Regions from separate parts of the Homo sapiens genome. Here regions 2 and 3 are each linked to region 1. A link is a loop called in an ENCODE intact Hi-C map of the cell type or tissue named here. Cell type or tissue: A673. All regions are shown on one strand. Each heading gives the region's core, and the rest is flanking DNA. Links, peaks and the distances in the headings are about the cores only.

Evidence for each region. Hi-C counts contacts between places; a loop is a spot of excess contacts. Peaks named below come from ENCODE experiments on the same cell type or tissue, not always from the same donor. Only the 100,000 strongest peaks of a DNase experiment are listed, where the experiment ranks them.
Region 2: a loop joins it to region 1, with 5 times the contacts of the local background. A loop is called at or near these places in 18 of 110 quality-filtered maps.
Region 3: it touches region 1 in a loop (8-fold over the local background); 7 of 110 quality-filtered maps call a loop at or near these places.

Annotation. Positions count from the first base shown.
Region 1 is chr18:51,666,113-51,670,654 of GRCh38, reverse strand. No RefSeq gene overlaps it. Among named protein-coding and RNA genes, the nearest start is that of LINC01630, 280 kb to the right of the region's middle. In A673, for the core only: a CTCF peak has its summit at 2,381 (motif pointing left); DNase peaks (open chromatin) are centred at 2,304, 3,514 and 3,784; H3K4me3 peaks cover 505 bases; H3K27ac peaks cover 938 bases.
Region 2 is chr18:52,286,954-52,291,203 of GRCh38, reverse strand. No RefSeq gene overlaps it. Among named protein-coding and RNA genes, the nearest start is that of DCC, 51 kb to the left of the region's middle. In A673, for the core only: a CTCF peak has its summit at 2,588 (motif pointing right); a DNase peak (open chromatin) is centred at 3,813; H3K4me3 peaks cover 294 bases; H3K27ac peaks cover 613 bases.
Region 3 is chr18:53,378,216-53,382,465 of GRCh38, reverse strand. All of the region lies in intron 15 of DCC (DCC netrin 1 receptor), which reads right to left. Among named protein-coding and RNA genes, the nearest start is that of MIR4528, 140 kb to the right of the region's middle. In A673, for the core only: CTCF peaks have their summits at 2,036 and 2,236; a DNase peak (open chromatin) is centred at 2,225.

The DNA.
Region 1 (4,542 bases), core at 323-4,322:
CTCTATCTCCTTTCTCTGCCCCCCGTCAGTCCATCTTATATGTTGGCATTATGTGCTAATCTTTTGAAACACAGGTCTTTCTAAAGATCAGCTTATCTGTCTACTCAAAAGTATGTAGAATCCTACTGAACTCAAACTCTTTTTTTTTTTTTTTTTTTTGAGACAGAGTCGCTCTGTCGCCCAGGCTGGCGGGCAGTGGCGGGATCTCGGCTCACCGCAAGCTCCGCCTCCCGAGTTCACGCCATTCTCCTGCCTCAGCCTCCCGAGTAGCAGGGACTACAGACACCCACCACCTCGCCTGGCTAATTTTTTGTATTTTTTAGTAGACACGGGGTTTCACCGTGTTAGCCAGGATGGTTGCAATCTCCAATCTCCTGACCTCGTGATCCGCCCGCCTCGGCCTCCCAAAGTGCTGGGATTACAGGCGTGAGCCACCGCGCCCAGCTGAACTGAAACTCTTTAACCTGCCATGCAAAGCTGCCTGACATATGGCTCTCACCTAAGCTTGCAGCAGCCTTGCTCACTATGTCTGCTCTCCTACTCTGTGTTCCCCATTCAGTCTCTTCTTGCAGACTTCTTTATTTTGTGCTTGCCATTTCTTAATGCAAAAATCTCTTCCTCTCCTTTTATCTTTATATGAATACATCCTACCACTGAACCCTCAGCTGAAATAATTTTTGTCTTGCTCTATACTTTTCCGTACTTACCGTAGAGTCTTTGTCTTTTCTCTGACATTATCGTGATATTCACATTTATTGTCTTTTCTCCTACCACAAAGTCTCCAGAGAAGACAATCCTGCCTGATACATCTTAGTTTCCCACAAAACATTCAGCACAATGAAAATACTCCATAAATATTTTCATAAATATTTGCATAAACATGTGCTGAATGCATGGACACAGGGCAGGGAACATCACACACTGGGGCCTGTTGGGGGGTGGGGGGCTGGGGGAGGGATAGCATTAGGAGATATACCTAATGTAAATGACGAGTTGATGGGTGCAGCAAACAAACATGGCACATGTATATCTATGTAACAAACCTGCACATTGTGCACACGTACCCTAGAACTTAAAGTATAATAAAAAAAAAAAAATGTGTTGAATGAATGAGGTCACTCTCAGTATTTAATAAGAATAAAAATAAATACTGCCTTAAAGATTAATCATTCTGCTGGGCTTCGGGGACATCATCCTTCTATACTGTAAGGAACTGTCATCTTACTGTGATTTTGTCTTTTCATGAAATAGAATTTTTAAAGGAACCACCTATTACTGAGGGTGCCAATTAATTGAGCTCCAGCTATCCGAGGTTTACCAGGTCTACATAGATGATCTATTACAGAATTCCCTTCCCACTTCCCCGGTCATGCCCTCTCCTGCCCTGCCTGATTCCTAATCCTGTCAAAGCCTGACCTAGGTCTATCCTTCCCTGAACGCTTCCCCAGCTGTAGGGAATTAATATTGAGTTCTGCTTGTGCGAGGCACTGTTGTATTCCAAGACACAGGGATAGGTTTTCCTATGAACTCTCAGAGCAAATTTGTTGACATGATGTACTTAGCAGAAACTACCTTTTGTGTTACTGGATTGACTAAATTTCTTATCGTCTCTAGTAGACTGGATTTTTCCTTGAGGAAAGGGATGATATTGTACATCTGTTATTTTAAACCCTAATAACTGGATCATATCCAGTAGTATTACTATAAGGCTTCCAAGCACCTCAGTCAGCTCAGCCCTACAGGTAGCTTCTTCAGAGACAGCCACCATGTAAAACCCAGCCACAGCATCTCACACACATACCAGTTCTGATATCCTCCTTTAAAGACAAGCCTGCCACCAGCTGTTTTCCTCTGAGCTTTGATCGCTAAGCCTCAGGGTGGGTGAGCATTTTTTGAGGCTGCCAATCCAAGCTTTGTCCACCATGTAATGGACATGAATACTGAACTGGTGTTGCTGTACTGGGTTCTAGTAAACAAAGGGTATCAGCTGGTCACACCATTCTGACCACGATGAGGACCAGGAAAAAATAAAATGGCAGAATTTATCCCTAAAGCAAGTGTGTATATGTGTGTGTGTTTCTGTGTGTGTGATAAAATAATGACCCCCCCACCGCCCCCCCACCCGACAGGTTATAATGCCTATCCTTGTATAGTGTTGCTTGCCAAGGTCCCAGAGGGAAAGAATAAGTTGTAATTGTACAAAATTCAATAGAACCCCAAACATGACAGTACACGAAATCTGCACATGAATTAGAAAGCATAAGTCATGTGCGTTCTCCGGCGGCGGTAGCAGGGCAAATTTTCCCATCAATGAAAGTAAAAATAAAGCTAAGCTATGAGCGCCACCTCGTGGAGAAATCTCTCACTGCACTAACCTCTTCCACTGAGGGGCCAGGTGGAAATGCCAGGGGCGGGGTGCACCCCTGGATGTGATCATCTGCTGTTGCTCATACTCCATCTCACCCACGACATTAGGCCACTTCCTTGGCACACAGGGAATTGGGGGTAGTTGCCTTAGTCCTCGCCCTCTGATGTGAACAGCAGTTGATACAAGACAGTGACACCGGGATAGCTGGTGTGATGCTGTTAGCTGGTACAACAAAAACAAAAGCCCTGATGCACACTCATGAGTATATGTACCATTCACACACTCATACAGAGGACCCCGATGCACATTCATGAGTGTATGTATTACTCACACATTCATACAAAGGACCCCGATGCACATTTATGAGTGTGTGTATCACTCACACATTTATCCATAGGATCCCGACGCACATTCATGAGTGTGTGTATCACTCACAGACTCATACATAGGATCCCAACCCACATTCATGAGCATATGTATCATTCACATTCATCCATAGGACCCTGATGCACATTCATGAGTGTATGTATCACTCACACATTCATACATAGGATCCCAACGCACATTCATGAGCGTATGTATCACTCACACATTCATCCATAGGACCCCGATGCACATTCATGAGTGTATGTATCACTCACACATTCATACATAGGACCCCGATGCACATTCATGAGTGTGTGTATCAGTCACACACTCATACACAGGACTCCGAGGGACCCTTCTCCCTTCCCCGTGTCCTGACAAGTGAGACGCTCTGTACTCTCCTTTTTCGAACTTCATTGCCTTTTCAGGACTTCCCTTTGCCCTTGAAGGACATTGTGACCCATGCAAATTCTGGGATGGGACTGGCTGTAAATCCTACAGCAGATAGTAGCCAGTAGGATCTGTCCTGGTACTGGCAACGTGGCAACGGTCTAAGGATATCCCTGGCAAGTTGTGTCATTCACCGAGTTTACTTTCTATCCTAGGCAGTGACATGGACTTAAATTTGTCACGCGAGTTTGAATTGCTAGTCAAGACTGAAAGAGAGGCTGGAACTGGACTCCTGGGTTCAATCTTCAAAGCGTTTCTGTCTAGCAGCTGCCATTTCAGACAAGCTCCTCGGTGAGGGAATCAATGAGACAGCATTTATCTTCCTGACAGAATGGCCCCCTGTGAGGCTGTTTGCTTTTGTGCTGGCACTGCAGCTGAGGAAGATACGGCTTAGATCCAGGCCCTGCCTCAGTGTCTTCGCAAAGGGACAGATTTTCCTCACCACAGTGACCACACTGAAGCCACTGACAGGGCAGGAGCCTTGGGGTTGCAGGTCCGGCAGCGGGACAGAGGTTCTCAGCAGAGGCCAGACTTGAGAGAGCTGCATGCTGTTCAGGCGGGAGCCTTGTCTTTGTGAGCTGGAGCTGTTGGCTGCCTGCCATTTGTACAGCCAGAAGGAGTGTGTGTCTGTGGGAAATGCATCCGCAGAGTCAGGCAGACCTGGATTACATCTTGGAGCAGATGCTACCAACCCTGTAACCTTTCTTAACTCACTTCACCTCCCTGGGTCTCATAGTTGCCATCTATACAATGGGGATAATACTGCTTCCCTCATGGGATTATTATAAGATCTAATGAATACAACAGTGCCTCGCACAAGCAGGACTCAATATTAATTCCCTACAGTTTTATCTTTGGAAAATAAGAAAACAACTATTTGTGTTTGTGTATGTCTGTGTTTATAATTTTTTGCATACGCTTAATAACAATGAAAATGTATTTCTTTGGACACCACAACTTTTTAAAACTAAAGCGCATTGTTTTATTTTAGATTATTTAAAGAAATTAGCACTTAGATACCATGTTTTCACAATTTTTTCTTTTAGTACTTTAAAGATACTATGTGATCCCTATGAAACATAAGTACAACTGGATATTTTACAAACTAGGAAATCTTTTTGCAACCAATCTTATTTGTTTTTCAGATAATACTCCATCAGTAAATAAGTCTTTGCCATTGGTAATTTTTTATTTCCTGCAAGGCAGAGTTATTTTTTCTTGGTAACAGAAACATTTATTAAACACTTAGATGTGTTAGGCAGTGTTCTGCTTTTTTGTGTTTTCTAAATTTATTTTAGAAACAAAATTTACTGTTCTTGGTATACAGTTTTATGAATGTTGACAAATGCATAGTGTCA
Region 2 (4,250 bases), core at 251-4,250, 620 kb before region 1:
TGTACTAAATTTTAAAAATATTTTAAACATATTATGTATATTTATTGAACCATTACATATTATAACATTGTTTTAAATGAACACATATTTTATTACATAGTTGACTAATGTCTCATGTTAGATATGTTGATTTTTATTTTTACCTTTTCAAATAATGCACTGATGAGTATTCTAAAAAAAATCTTAGTATACATCTTGTTTATTTATTTAAGTTTCTATAAATGGAATTGTTGTGCTAAAACATGTATAAAATGTAAAATTCCTGATACATATGGCCAAAATATCCTCCAGAAAGTTTATTTTTTGTCTAATTAACATCCTTGGGAAACCATTAGGACAGTGTTATAAATACTCAAATGTTTCATTTATGAGGTGCAGTAACTTACATCCATTCACCATATGATCAACCCTTTTTACACACAAAGTGATATTAAATAATTTGATCTATTCACTAACACTAAACTTGACTCCAAATTAATTCAGCTGTTATCAAACACCAATTCACTTTGAGAGAATAAAGGGCTAAGAAAAAAATAGCTAACTTTAAAAATAAGCAGACAAATGAGCAAACAAATGACAAAAACAAAAGCAAAAGACCTGTGACTCCATGTATGAAGGGGGTCTTAGAAAATGTTCTAAAACATGATTTCAATGTGGTCAATATCGTTAGACTAAGGACATAATCTTCCAGTATTAATATATGAAAAATTAACTCTCATATGGAACTCTAACACTGACATTCGCCTAAACATGATTTATTTCATTACTTCAAATTCCTATCTATATACATAATAAATACCGACTCCTTTGGAGTATTTAAATTTCTTTACTTTCGATGGAACAGGCAATAACACTAGCTTCCTTTAAGAAGCAACTTCGTAAGATGAACTTAGGGTCAGTCAGACTTGATATCCAGCTCCAACTTTTTGGCGAATCCCTTAACCTACATAAGCCTCAACTTTTTTGTCTATAACAGAGGCAAACTACCTACCTCATTAAGATTAAGAGGTTTAAATAAGGTAAAGTAGGCAGAGCACCTGGTAGCTGACCTCACTGTTTTTACATTTTCTGTTTCTTCCATGGTGAACAAGGCTGTCTTAGGAAATTGTGAACAGGCATATTCCCAAAGGAAATGAATGATACTAAATGGGAGCCAGGAGTAGCCCTTGAACATTTTACAAAGCTTTAGCTTTGCTCTGTGTTAACAATTCCTGGCCTGCACAGGCAGCTAGTGAGAAAAATGATACTATTGAAGGCATGATATTGGAATGAGAATGGAATTCAAGTATCTCAGTAATAATAATGAGAAAAAAAATACAGAAATGCAAGAAGCTATGGTTAAGCATTGCATTTTGCCACTGAATGTCAAGGCAATTTTTGGATACTCTGATTTTTGTCTAAATGATTTTCTCCAAGATTAGATGGCATTGTAATGCCACCAAATAAATAATGCTTACATTCTGGTTCCACAGCTGACTGATGGCTTCTGAGTAGAAATTGAATGAACAGTTTAATGGTAGTTCAAATAGTAGCAAATAGTTGTTTGCCAGTTTACAATCACTTATTCTCATTCGCTCTCTGTCATTTTCTGAGCTATGTTGCAGTTAAGAAAGCTGTCATACAAAATGAAAGTGGCTTTTTCAAGCAGAAAACAAATGTACTCTGGCTGGCAGACTGGCATTTAATCATTCAGTCTCTTAGAGTCATTACTCTGCTGTGAGCATAAAACATCCTGCATTGTTTATGGAGGAGGAGATAGGCTGTGAACACCTGGCCCATGTGGCATCTTTTGCCAACCTCTGCAAGTAGGTACCACCGAAGTCTTTGTTGTCAGTCTGGGAAGTGATCCTTCTTGGTGTGACAGCTGGGTTTATCAGCAGTGGCAGCAGTAGAATGCCTCTGGGACTATGGCTCCCAGATTCAAACCTCCTGGTTTGGGGGTGAGGGTGTTATAGGGTGGTACTCACTCTTTGGCTTGGATCATGGTATCACTCTCTATGGCTCAGTGATTGGAAGCTATTTAAAATACAAGTTTCCTGTGGTCCTCTCTGATTTTTCACCCATTTACATAAACGAGTTAACAAATGTAGACTCTAGTGTCTTCTGATAACACTGAAAAAAATAAATATTCCCTCCAGTTTTAGAAAATGCAGGAAGGCATAATCACAAATGTAAAGGAAACATTGCTGATATTCTGGAGGATTGGATGAATGGATCTCTGAAAATCTCCAGACGGGCTTGCAGGTAAACCTAAGAGTTTAAAGCAGAGGTTGGCAAACTTTTTCTGTAAAGGGACACACATTGAATATCTTTGCTTTTTTCTGCAATCTACTCTCTGTCATAACTATGCAACTCTGTTGTGTGAAAGCAGCCACAGACAATATGTAAACAAACGGGCACAGCTGTCCATAAAACTTTATTTTCCAAAACAGAGATGGTTTGCCTTTCCGAATGATTTGTGTACATCCAGAGCCCCTTCTCCCACCCTTCTCCACCATCCCCCTACCCAACCCCATGCATTTTAGTGGGCTGGTGTCTTTGGGGAGAAGGTAAAAGGTGTTGATTAAATTCACCTGCACAGAGCAGTGGCAAATTACGCATGCCCACAAGTGGGCGCTGTGCTCCCTAGCACCGGCCCCAGGTAGCTCACGATTAGATAATACCATTCCTAAAAATTCAGAAATAGCTGATTTTCCTCTGGACTCTATCTGTACCCTCCAGGTAGAAGGGTAAAATAAAGATGTTGTGTTATTGAAAGAGAAGTAATGTATTTTCTTCTTTCCACTGGTTGAATATATAAATATATCTGGTTAAATGTTTCCTTCTGAAGCCACAGTCTCAATTCCTTTGAGTGAAACGAATATTTTGATGAATATTATTAATAGAACAGCCTCAAGGATTGGAAAACTCAAACTTTGGAATTTTCTCCAAGTTATCATGCATGCATATTCACACTTAGGCTTTCCATTTGTATGTCTTTTAGAATAGTTCCTTGGAATACCACAATTTTTGCTATATTTAATTGTTTCTCATAAAGGGCTATTAATACTGTACTAAGTTTGGTTAATTCAATTAATTTAAAAAGATGCTCATCTGTCCTCTACTCTATACAATTCAAATTCTTCACTTTCCAATGCTGTGTTCAGGCGTTCTCTCCATGTATTCCATAACATTCCTTTATTACAGATGATGGACTGCAGAAAGTTCTCATTCTTTCTTCTATGCTTTGACATTTGGAGGTTCCTTTATGAGGAACCAGTGGTATAATTGTCAAAGGTGTGGACAGCAGAGTTTCCATTCAATCCACTATTTGGTTCCAGATAATTATTAGGTATCCTCCATTTCAGGAAAAATATAGATTGATATTTAAAGGACCAGGTGCATTGGCAAGGCGGGTTATCATACATGAAAACAGAAGAGACTAAACTAGGTTGTTTAATTTGAAAGAAGGCATGAGACCATTGAATATATCATTAGGAAAACTTAGAGAGAATGTATTAAATTTGTGATTTATATTGTTTTTTTACGTGTCAAAAGTATTGATGTAGACTCAGGAGCAGGGATTGGCTTAACATTTTTTTGAAATAAAATGTGTTATAAATAAATAAATGATGGCTGCCCTTAGGCCTCTGTGTGCCTTTCATTGTTGCCAAAAGAGATTCATACCATCTTCTAAATCCAATTAGACTACCCATCAGAGGTGTTAGAAGTCAAACTCTTCTAGGGAAGTCTGTACAGCAAAAACAATCTCTATTTTTCCCTTACAGGAAAGATCATGATAAATCAATGCCAAGCTTGCAAGTACATTTGTATCTCTACTGAAATTCAGCACCCTACTGAGTTCTCTAAGGCACAGGAAATAAGAGAAATACCAGGAATGTTTTCACAATAGAACGTGAAGAAAAATGTCTTATTCATCAGTTCCCAAGACTCAGCTTCAGGAGCTGAAGTTAAAACCACCACATATTATCAGGAGTTGATAATAGGTTATTTGCTTTCAGTAAGAAATAGAAAAAGAAAGGCCAGAGGGAAAAATAAGCTAACACCAGTTAAAAAGAGATATTTTTGTTATTAAAGTGTTAGGCGGAAACTTACACCCATGCAGGATTTTGTGAATCGCCTGGCACCCCTGCATGTCAGGGCCATCCTTCCTGCAATAGTTGCGTCTTTCATCTTCTCATCATGCAGCCACATAAGGATCTTTCTTATTAGATCTGGTTTGATTTCCACCCCTTGTGAAAAATTGTTTA
Region 3 (4,250 bases), core at 251-4,250, 1.7 Mb before region 1:
AACTAGGGCTTGTGAATAAGGGTAGGACTAAGAAGCACTATAGGAGGAAGAAAACATTTCAGTGAAAAAATGGTGAAAATACAATTAGGTAGATCAAAAAGTACACTTTTTTTTCCACTGGGAAATATATTCTTTTGAGTTATTGCAGGATGGACTACGTCTGATTTCAAATATATGAATCATCTATGCACCAAAAATGTAAACATTTTTATTAGGCTTGAGCCATTTAAAATTGCCTTTTTGCAGTTCAAATTCCATTCGCAATTTGAATACATCTCCGTATTTGCATCTATCTAAGTGTTTATCAAAAGAGTGAAAAAGTGATCAGAAATTCCACACTCAAGTGCTTAGGAGGTAGGGGTGTGTGTGTGTGTGTGTGTGTGTGTGTGTGTGTGTTGTTTTTAATCAGAGAGAGAGAGAAAAGAAAAACGGCTAGATTTGGCTACAGTGTATGAGAGCCACTAGGTCAGAGAGGATCTTGGAAAGTATATGATTGATCTAAAGAGTGGAGCCACTATTCAGGTCCAAGATAATATTAGTGTATGGAAGGTAGTCCCAGTTTTGTCAGATTATCTGGAAATCCAGATTTTTATGAGAAATTATCAAATTTTTCAGTGTTGGCAGATAATTTAAATAAATACAATAAATTCCTGTCCTGGAAAATACAATAAATACAATAAATTTCCTATCCTGGAAAAACTATCTCTCTGGACTGAATCCAAGCCTGTGGTCATTAGTCTATAACCTTGGACAGATTCCTACATACCCAACTACATGCCAATATACATATAATCCCGGAAAAATAGATACTGAAGTCTGGTCTTCCATAGTCAAGCCGTCAACCTTTAGAGCAACAACAAACTAGAAACTTTATATGATGTGGTAAGGTGGTGGTGGGGGGGGGGTGGGGGGTAAATATAAAAGAATGAAACAGGTGTTTATGCTAGGAGATTTGAAGTGATTGTTTTATATTCACAGGTCCAATTTGGATTAGGATTCAAAGAATGTTCTACTTAATAGGAAGCCTTTGACTTCCTAATCAGGGTTAACAGCTGTAGCTTATGGATGGTCAGCATAGTCCATGAGACACTAAATTCATGTCTTCATTTTTCTGTTCCCACCACCCAGATGCTTAATTTATAGCTCCATAGAAAATGCACTCTGTAAAAGCTTCTGTAACATTACTGGATTATTACCTTTCAGTCTTTCAGGGTGTATATTATTTCTTTTTTAAAAAAGAAAAAAAATTAAAAATACCTTACTTGGTACTGAGAATACAAGATTCTCATTGTATTGGTTTGAATTTTTAACTTAATCTGAAGCAGTCATCATTTCTTCATCTCCTAACCCCCATAAATTTGAGGTAACTGTCATTCCAAAACAGACTCTTGCTAATATTGATACCTACCAAATCTCGAGTCATCTGAGTAATGACAGCTTCTTTCACTTGATCTTTAGCCATGGTATAGAATATGCTGAGTCGAGAGCTTTATAATTTACTCTCTGTTGGATTAATGAATTATACTAATCACTGTATTTCACCAATACCTACTATGCTGTGCACATCTTAGAGAAGATCAACCTTACACTTAAACAAAAAGTGGTAACAGCTTAGCCCCGTAAAAAGTAAACACACTTGCAATGGACTTGTAACTGGTATAAGAATATCCCATAGAGCTAGGAGTCCTGAAGATGTTTTGGCTCAATGTTTTCCTATCGTCAGTTAGTAACTTGAGGCTCAGGTAAGGTCAATGGTTTTTCTAAAGTAATGCAGAACTACCTAAGTAATAAAGGCTTGGGAAGACTCCACAACCCCTTTGACTGCCTTTTCCAGGAGCTTTCTTTTATGCTTTTCACACTTTAACTGCTCATAAACATCTTTTGGGGAGTCTAGCCTCTGTATTGTGCTCTTGCCAAACTGCATTCTGGACCTACTGAGGAAACAATAGGATTTTGTTCCGGTCCTGATAAAGTTTGATCCAATAATTGATCTTCCAGAACAAAAAACAAGAAAATATTGTACATTTATTAGTTAACAAGTGGGCTATAGTGCTTTGATATCCTTTTATATTGTGATGGAGGTATTTTGTTTGAATGTATATGGAAGAGGAAAGATGCTTTAAGTGTGAATTGGGAGCAAGAGAGAATGAGGGTTTTCTACCAGTATGTAAGAAGGGTGTAATTTACCACTGTGCCACTGGAGAGCAATGTGGAACTATTTTCCTGCACATGCTCAGAGCTCTTAAACTTTAAAACCAGTAAATCACAAAAGAATTGCCTAGAATTGCTCCCTCTACAGAAGCATCAAATGAGTTAAACACATTTAATATTATCATGATGATTCCAAATGAATTAATCATTAATTATGGCCAGACCCCATTGTGCAGGAATACACTTAGTGACAATCATGACAGTAAGTGTATTTTTTTGTACTTGCTAAAATGTTGCAAATATATAGGCTTAAAAATTTATCAGTTGCCTCTGCAAAATAAAGCTCAGCAGTATTTTCTTCTTTGAATTTACTGTGATTTAATCATACTGAAATAATTTGAAAATAAATTTCCAAATAATAATTTGGAAGTCCACGGGAATTCTTTTAAATCAAGAATATTCTGGGTTATTTAGCAGATTTGAAATTATTGATCAGATTTTCATTATTGTTTGGCCAACCTTTCTTGTAGAACACCTCAGTTTGGGATAAAGGAAACTGAAGAAATATTTAGTAACTCGTTGAGCATCCAAAATAGATGGCTCTTGGCCAGTATATTCTCTGTGGCCAGGAAAGGAGAAAATAAATGCACATTCGTTGATCACAGAGATTGAAAAAGACAAGAAATGGGTAATCAGGAAAAGCCTGGGTTCTCCTTCCCCTGAGACTTGGTAGGTGAGAGACCCATTATTCTAAGAGCTTTTTTTGAGGCTTCCCTGAAGGTAAGAGATGAATGTCTTTCTCTGGGGCTGAGGGAATGAATCAAGAAACCTGTAGACAGCTCTTCAGGGCTAGACCAAGATGCTGTACTTGGCGACAAAAGCTGGGGAGAACATCATTATTTTTAATTAATATTTTGTGTGAATTAAATGCCAGTGGCATGTGCCAGATTGACAGCCCAGAGTCCTTTATTCATTACAGATTATATACTTCACTCACTGGCCTCATCCATGCCAAGTTCTTGTCGGGGCCCACTCTGCATGTTCCTGCATCTTTTGCCCTCTCTGTTAGCACTGCCAACAAGTCAATTAGAGAAAATTAGAGTGGTAGCTGCTTTGCTAACGCAGATACCTGCTCATTGCAATGAACCAGGGCTTCCACATTCACAGAATATAGGCCATGGGATTGCTGTCAGACGGTAAATGTTACTGAACACCTTTGACCCCACTGGACCCAAACTGTTTAATTAAATGTAGTGGGTGGAGAGACAATATGGATGATTGCATTGGTCTCTTAAAAGGATGAGCAACACATATTTGAGAAAGATGCCATTTGTATAATGCATTCAATTCTACTTCATTACATATACTCCTTTATAAACGTAATTAATAGCTAATCTAATGGCATCCTGATAAAGATTTTTCTTTTTTTCTTTTCTAGAAATACTGTCCAAAGAATGGTCAGTTTATGACATGTTTTCTCATTTATCAGTCTTGCAGATACCAGCTACTCACCTACTCAGTGTGAGAAAGTATTTGACTCCAAGGAAGAAAAATTAGGGTACATTTTCAATCTTCTACTAAAGTGTATTACCGGGAAGAAAATCAGGTCAAAACATGCTTAGTGAGAAATGTTTCAGTGCTGGGCAGATAGAAGGTGCTTAACAAATATTTGTTGAATTGCTGAATGTATGAGACACAGAAAGGCTAAATTATTTACTGAAGGTTGAATAGCAAGTCCCTAATCAATTTGATCATGGAACTCAGATTTCCTGATCCTAAACTGCACATACTGATACCAGTAGGTGTGTGAAAAAATGAATCCAAAGATATTTTATAATATTTTCCTCTCTCACTTGCATATTCACATTCAATCTTCATCCTTCCATTTGTTCATTCAAAGGGACACTCAACAATCGCCATTGAACATCTTCTGTAAGATATATTATGTATTTTATAAGCTCTCTAGAGTACATAAAGATTAAAAAACAAAAACAAAAACCATTATTTTCCCTAATGAACCTTTTAATAAAAAAATTGTGTTGGAGGTTTAAAAGAAAATCAGGGTCGGGCTCACACCTGTAATTCCAGCACTTTGGGAG